2 separate regions of the Homo sapiens genome follow, and region 1 is linked to region 2. The links are chromatin loops, found by intact Hi-C in ENCODE. Cell type or tissue: A673. All regions are shown on one strand.

Region 1 (4,000 bases), 390 kb after region 2:
CAGAATGTGACTGTAGAAATAAGGCTTTCAAGAGGTGATTAAGTTAAAATGATGCCGTTAGAGTGGGCCCTAACCCAATCTGACTGATGGCCTTATAAGAAGAGAAGATTGATTAGGGCACATGGAGAGAGACTGTGTTAAGCTGTTCTTGCATTGCTATAATTTAATTAATTACTGGGCAATTTTATAATTGCTGGTTAATTTATAAGAAAGGAGGTTTAATTGGCTCATGGTTCTGCAGGCTGTATAGGAAGCACAGTGCTAGCATCTGCTTCTGGTGAGGTCTCAGGAAGCTTCCAATCATGGTGGAAGGTGAAGAGGGAACAGGCATCTCTCATGGTGAGAGTGGGAGCAAGAGGCTGGGGAGGTGCTACACTTTACAGTAACCAGATCTCATGAGAACTAACTATTGCAAGGTCAGCACCAAGCCATGAAGGATCCTCCCCCATGGCCCAAAAACTTCCCACCAGGCCCTGTCTCCAATACTGGGGATTGCATTTCAACATAAGATTTGGGTGGGGACAAACATCCAAACTATATCAGACACCATGGGACACAGAGGGACAACTGTGTGAGGAGGCAACAAGAAGGCAGCCATCTGTATCTGCAGGCCAAAGGGAGGAGCATCAGAGGAAGCCAACCCTGCTCGACCTTGATCTTGGACTTCCAGCCTCCAGAGCAACCAAATAAATTGCTATGGTTTAAGCCACCCAGTCTGTGATATTTTGTTATGGCAGTCCTAGCAAACTAGTACCGAGGGCATTTTTGTTTTAAAGTGTTCATTAATCTTGTATAGCTTTAAAAATGTCTTTGTTCCAGGAAATGTGTTGGAGAAGGACTGAGGACTTAAAAGATGGACCTGCTCCTTCAGAATCCTATAGGTCAAGAGAGATACAAACAAATCAGAATGTAGTAATGAATGCCATAATCACCATACATATGGTGCTGTGGGGACAGAAGAAGGGGCAATTATATGTTGAAGAAATATTGGAAGTGACAGGTGAGCTGCTGCTTAAAAATGGGGTGGAGTTCTCAGAAAAGGAAGAAGGTTGTTCCAATCTAGACAAACCGAACACAGGCATGGAGGCTGGAAAGAGCATAGTGTGAGCACTTTGGCTCTAGAGTCACATGGATCTGGATTTTAATCTGCCTCCACCACTTAGTAGCTCTGTGACCTTGAGCAAGTCACTCTGTGCCCTTATGTCTTCATCTGTAAAGTGAGATTAATTGTAATACTACCTCATAATGTTGTTGTAAGGATGGGATGAATTAATATGGTTGAAGAGCTTAGAAGAATGTAAGTATTACATAAGCATTAGGTATTATAATTCTAAAATGCAAATCTTATGTCATTCCTTTGGGTTAAGCTTCTCAGTGCTTGTGTAGTAAGTCTGTGGAATAAATTCCCAACTCGTTAGCCTAGCTCTACCTTGATCCCCAGCCTCTTCCCCTGTGTTCTAGCCCTGCAAGACAGCAATGCCTACAACCTCTCCTATCATATTCTCTCCCTACTGCTGAAATAAAACTGCACATTCCTGAAGACACAGGTCAATTTTCAACTCCCCTTTGAAGCCTTTCCTGACCCTCCTGCCCTCACTTCTATAATTGTGTGATGTAGATCTAAATTGTAGCACTTATGTTTATATTCCGGTTCTTTTATTCATTTACCGCAATAGACCAGAGATACCCAGAAGGCTGGAACTATGTATCTTCCAGCCAAATTTTGTATTCTTATCATCTGGCACATACTGGGCACCCAATAAATGATTGTTGAATTAAAAAAATGAACAAATAGTGATTTGTATATAGTAATAGTATGTCTTAGACATGGGCAGATAGGTGGGGATGAGCCTGGAAGCAGGGATTTTGAAGGGTGGATCTGTATGAATGCATTTAAATGATGAATAGGAGGAGCCAGTTCAGTATAGCTAGCAACCATCTTAATTTCCCCATTTATGGAGGTTTGTTTGTTTGTTTTGTTTTGCTTTTGAGATAGGATTTCACTCCTGTTGCCCAAGCTGGAGTGCAATGGCGTGATCTTGGCTCACTGCAACCTCCACTTCCTGGGCTCAAGTGATTCTCCTACCTCAGCCTCCCAAGTAGCTGGGACTACATGTTCATGCCACTGCACCTGGCTAATTTTTGTATTTTTAGTAGAGACAGGGTTTCGCCATGTTGGCCAGGCTGGTCTCGAACTCCTGAGCACAAACCATCTGCCCGTCTTGGCCTCCCAAATTGCTGGGATTACAGGCGTGAGCCACTGCACCTAACCTCTAACAAATGCAACAAGCTACCAAAACTTATGTCAAGCTTCGGGCCAAAGCTTGTTCTTGGGCCCCATGTTTATTCTAGGCAGCTTGAATTTCTGTCCCTTCCTAGTTAGAAAAGGGACCACCTTGGGCTTCCTCTCTTCCCTGCTACCTTTGTCTTTCTCTCGGAGCTCTAATTAAAGCTGTGATTGTGGGGCTTCTGTGCTGGATTGTATCCACTGTGATCCTCCAAGGTTGAGGACTCGCCTTCCTTGGCAGGTCTGTCTGGTGCTGACTCTGTCGTGAGCAGTAGTTGCTCCAGAGTTTGTTCCTTCCTGTTCCTCTGGTCAGAGTCTCACCATGAGATGCCTTCAGCTCAGGCGAACCTGGTGCATAGATGGCACCAGTTGTCCTCTGCCTTGCTCTGGGGAGCTGCCTCATAAACCTGCAAAGTAGGTGGGGAGAGGGAGAAGAGGATCTGAGGTAGACCAAGGCCACTCAAGGGTCATTTGTCAGCCTAGCACTGAGAGGGTGGTAGTGCCCCTCCCCTTTCATTGTCAAGGCCACTGGTATACTTGTTTTTACCTGGATTGTAAGCAGGTTCAGTGCAACAGGCAGGTGCTGGGTGGTGCCAGTTGCTGGGAGATGGAGGAAGACCTGTGGTATCTGCCCCTGGGTCAAGGGAATTGCCCTCTGAATCAGGTTAGGAGTGGCAGAGGCATTGTTAGAGTCACACTTTCATGGTGAGCTGGAATCAGGTTACCTGGTTTCAGGGCCCAGCTTTTTTACCATGGTTTCTTCATCAGAGAAAAAGGATGTTTTCAGTGGAGTATCTTCATAAGACCTTGAGGGAAAGTTGGTAGAGAGAGGATACAGGACTCCTCTGAGGAACAGCAATGCCCTTAGAATAATGCAGCCTCAGAAGGGGCCGCCCTTGAGGAGCATAGCACTCCTGGATATTGTGTGTCAGGCGTCTCTTGAAGACATTTACCCCAGTGGTTAGGTACATGGATTCTCAAGCCAGGCTTCCTGAGTTCAGTCCTGGTTCTGTTATTTCCCTTCTCTGTTCCTCAGCATTCCCAAATGTAAATAGGGTAATAGCAGCAGCAAACTCCATGGGGTTGTAGTAGGGATTAAATGAGTGAATAAGTTAAAGATGATTAGAAGCAATGCTTAGCAAATGTGTAACAGATGCTATTTTAAAAATCTTAAAGTGTGATTGCCTTTTATGGTAAGTTCCAGAGGTGAGACCTTGTCATATATACTACTGAATCCATGCAGTGCCCAACCAGAACCTGTCCTAAGCAGGTGTCCAGTTATTTACTGGATGAAATACTGAAATCTACAACTTCCCTAGTTTATGTGTTCATCAGCAGGGAGCTAAGGCCAATAAACATGTTCCTCTTTCCCTAGGAGTAAAAACCCTCTCACAGTTCCCCTAGGGAATCATTCCTTTCAGTTCAACACAGTCCAAATTTCAACCATTAAAGTAACTCGTTCCTTTGACTTAAGATGTTTTGCTCCTGAGGCCTCATCAGTCCTCCAAGCCTGAGTGTATCCAATTCCTCCTGAGCAGGGTTTTTGACAGGGGTGATGGGACACTTGTTTGCCAGTTGGGAGGAGGGGTAGAAGATGGGAATGATGCTGAATTATGCAGGTGATTTATTTTGAAGGGGGATCTTAATGACTTGGCAGCATTGCTCAGAGCTCACCTTGGTGCGGGTGGGATATCTTGCTGAAAGACACAGTAA
Region 2 (4,000 bases):
TTCTTTCAAATTTCTCTTTTTTTTTTTGATTTGTTATTTCTTTTTTTTTTTAATTATACTTTAAGTTCTAGGGTACATGTGCACAATGTGCAGGTTAGTTACATATGTATACATGTGCCATGCTGGTGTGCTGCACCCATTTAATTCATTTAGCATTAGGTATATCTCCTAATGCTATCCCTCTCCCCTCCCCCCACCCCACAACAGTCCCCAGAGTGTGATGTTCCCCTTCCTGTGTCCATGTGTTCTCATTGTTAAAGTGCTAAACATGGTGGCTGACTGCTTCTGAGCTGGAAGTGAACTGAGTTGAAAGTTATTGGGAGACAGATACACTATTGTATAAAGTGGAAACTGAGGAATTATTCATGCTTCCATGGTTCAGTATTCTCATGTTCCCTTCCTCCACCTTCCACAGCTTAGACAGAAACATGCCTTGACAGGGCCAGGGCTGGCTCTTTATCACAAAGCCCACCTCAGCAAACGCTAAGGCCAGCAGTGTGAGCCGAAACCTCATTTGGGCTGTACTTCTCAAGAGACACTAAAGTATTAGCTCATCTGAGTCACAGCACAGCCAGGGCTTGTCACCATGTTTGCTTTTTTTTTCTGATAAGAATAAATTCCAGGGTAGAAGGGAAGAAATCTCCAGTAATTTCAGCATTTTTCCCACCATTGCTCTTTTCATACTTGACTCTGCTGGGGAAAACAGCCCATCAACACTTCAGCTACCAGCATGGGCAACAGAGCAGCTAGGGGTGTTTCCACCAGCCCCTGGCATTCGTGGAGCCCTGGCTGTCTGTACATGGAAGCCCCCAGCCACCCCTGAGGCCCAGCAGTGAACACCAGACAGTGGCGCAGTCCTGTGCACTTCTCGCCCCACCCTACTTACATCCTGTTCTACTAGGCACGTGAGCAGAACACAGAGCGCGCGTCTGAATTTTCATCTACCTCACTGTCCTCCCAAGCAAACAGCTGCCCTTTGACCCCGCCCCCCCAGGCCTAGCAACATCTTTTCATGGGAGGAGGCCTACACAGGTGTTAGAAGTGTGCTCAGGGCCATTTGGTAAAAAATTCCTGGGTCCTGGGTGCCCAGCACATGGGGGAGGTTTGGCTCCGGTGGGCGTATCCCTTGGGCAGACAGGTCTCCTGCTCTGCTGCTCTATGGAGAGAGAACAGCTGGATAAAGGAACAGGGGCTTCTAGGTTGTGGGCACGGGAAGAGGGATCTGGTTGCCTGGGTCTAAAGGTGGAAATGAGATAAAGTTGTATTAATTCCTGAAAATATAGTCTCCTCAAGCTTTGGGCTGGCAAAGCAAAAAAAAAAAAAAAAAAAGAAGGAACGGAAGGGAAGAGATGGGAAGGAGAGGGGAGAGGAGGGAAGGGGCTTAGGTCAAATCAGTAGATGCTAATCAAATAGTAGTTGTTGACTTCCTCTCATAAACCCTAGGCCCTGCTGGTTCAAGCCTAATGGCCACAGCCAGGGAGTGAATGAATTCTTCGAGAATGATTTCACTGCAGGACCACAATCAACTCAGAATAAGGAACCCCCATCCCTGTGCAATGTCTTCTCTCCTATTCATTCCCTTCATTTAAGGAGACACTATCTCCACATGCATCTCGCGAGCTATTTATCAGTTAGGAATACTTTCGGTAACATTTCCTGTGTGAATCACTGCAAAGATTGTATCTGGGACAGGCTTTGAGCTTTAGGATTTGTGTCTCTTAGCTGCTGGTTCTTTTCACTCTCTCCACTGCTGTCCCCCTGCCCCCAAACAATCCTTAGCGTGCAGGCTTGTTGCCTCATGGTTTTAATCTGGCTGCCCAAGCACCAGGCATTACACCTGTATTCAAGGCAGGAAGCAACGGAAGGGTGAAATATGAGAGCACCAGTGATGTCTTTTTATCTTCCTTTAATCAGAAAAGCAAGGGCTTTTCCAGAAGCTCCCTATCTGACTTCAGCCCAAATGTGTCACTGGGCTACCCTTAGCTGCAACGGAAGCCTCTACAGTGGACCCCATCATGGAACAGGGCAAAGGCAAAGGGGCCTGGTCATGGGTTATGTGTTGGCTACCCAATGTATCTCCCACAAGGTGGAAAAGCCCTAAAGGCTGTGAGGGACTGAGCCCACAGAGATGAGCATCTCGTCGTTTGGAGCTCCTTGGAAAGAGGCTTGAACCCCCAGGGGGTGCCTGTTATCCCATCTTAATGTCACCCAAGTCACTAGATAGAAAGAGGAGCTTTATTGAAGGAAGTGGTTCATTAAGTCCTTTGTCTAAAAACAGGCATAAAAAGGAAATGGGGCAGAGTAGGCAACAGTTCTTAACGTCTTACGAGAATAAAAACCAAAAGCACACATTTGAAGAACTTCTGATTGGCAGCTCCAAAGGCAGTAGGAAATAAATCTTTAGAACTTTCTCACATCTGTGGTGTCCACTTTGCTTCTCAGTGATGGGACGGTCCCTGAACCTCTTTCAGAAGAAGCTGGGAAGTCCTAGGTCCCTCCACTGCCTCCACCGTGGGCGCAACTTCACGGAGGAAAGCAGGCAGAGGTGCTGTGGGCAGAGGCCAGGAAGAAGATTCCTGTCAGCTGTGACAGGGACCAGCCTGGGTCCAAGAAGTTGCTTGAAGGCATACTTTTTAAGTTAGTCACTCATAAGAGGTTCTGCAAGAGCTCAGTTACCAGAGAAATGTGCTCCTGAGGCCATCCTGAGAGTGATACCAGGACTGGTTCCGTGACGATTGAGCACCTAGAACAGGACCTGGAGGGAGGGGTGTGTCCCAGGACCTGGAGGGAGGGGTCAGCTGCAGGCAAGGTCAAGTGGCCCCAACAGTGAAGGCTGACATGCATTGGAAGGCAGATCACCACTGACTATGCCCAATAGGGAACTGCAAGTTTTGAGTGTTTGGAGCTTATTATAACCAGCAACTCCTGCTCAAAACCCATGCCACCTCAGGCTAACACCACCTAACTTTTCACTTCTTTGAGGTCACCAGGTCAGAAACACCCCCTGTTTAACTTCGTCTTTGGTATCAGAACAACCAGCTCTCTTCTTCTGGGATCATGTGATGTGGCCCTTCCCTGATGCAAAAGTCTCTGTGTTGTTTCCTACACTAACAATACACACTTGCAGCATGCTAGCTTCCAGGGCATTTTCTTCTACAGTCTCTCCCTCTGCATTTGTCTCTGCAAGACAGCTGGATGCTTTCGACGTCTCTCTGGAATAGTCTTTCTTCTGTATACACCAGTGTGCTGCCAAGGCATTGTTCTGGGTTAATTCAAGTCAGGTGGTAAGTGGTCAAGTAGCGCTGCAGTCTGACTCATAAGGAACACATGCATTTTGACATATAGTCCACATGTAATATACAAGGTCAACTATTTCATCCATATAAGAAAAATAAAATTTTCACATAGAAAAAGCTACATTTTAAGAATACTGCAGTCAACACTGAATTAAATGACTAAATTGTTCACATTAAAATGGTTAAATTTATGTTATGTAAATTTCAACTCCTTAAGAAAAATACTGTCTTACCAAAGTATACTTTCTAACTTCATGAAGTACTTTTACTATCTATCAACTTTTCTTCTTCCACCCCTGTGGGCCAGAAATACAGAAACAGCCAGTTGTCTTTTCTCAGAGAAGGAAACCTTAGCCACATAGAAGGCATGGCTTGCCAACCAGAGGACACTGAGCAACAAAGAACTCCAGTGTGTTGGCTCCTGGCCAGTGCTCAGCAGATGCAAGTTCCAAATCGAGTCACTCAAGGCATGGTTCTTTCATGACACCAAGGTCAGCAAAGGAAGCAAAAGCATCATCACATGACATAGAGGCCGCCATCTCTTCCTCTCCATATTTGTTTGACTTGAGGAAGGAGTTTATGTCTCAGAAGCAGTATGGTAGGAGACTGTGTGTGCAGTTAAGATCCATTTTGCTGTCTGATCCGTTTCTCAAATGTTTTTACTTTTTAGTTTTCTAAGTGTATAATTCAGTATTTTATAATTA

What was found. Peaks named below come from ENCODE experiments on the same cell type or tissue, not always from the same donor. Only the 100,000 strongest peaks of a DNase experiment are listed, where the experiment ranks them.
Region 1: it touches region 2 in a loop (3-fold over the local background); 1 of 110 quality-filtered maps calls a loop at or near these places.

The regions. Positions count from the first base shown.
Region 1 is chr3:124,183,044-124,187,043 of GRCh38, forward strand. All of the region lies in intron 1 of KALRN (kalirin RhoGEF kinase), which reads left to right. Among named protein-coding and RNA genes, the nearest start is that of MIR5002, 52 kb to the left of the region's middle. In A673, no CTCF peak of the experiment used is centred here; no DNase peak of the experiment used is centred here.
Region 2 is chr3:123,788,350-123,792,349 of GRCh38, forward strand. The region is part of intron 4 of MYLK (myosin light chain kinase); the gene reads right to left. Among named protein-coding and RNA genes, the nearest start is that of MYLK, 94 kb to the right of the region's middle. In A673, no CTCF peak of the experiment used is centred here; DNase peaks (open chromatin) are centred at 1,642 and 2,232.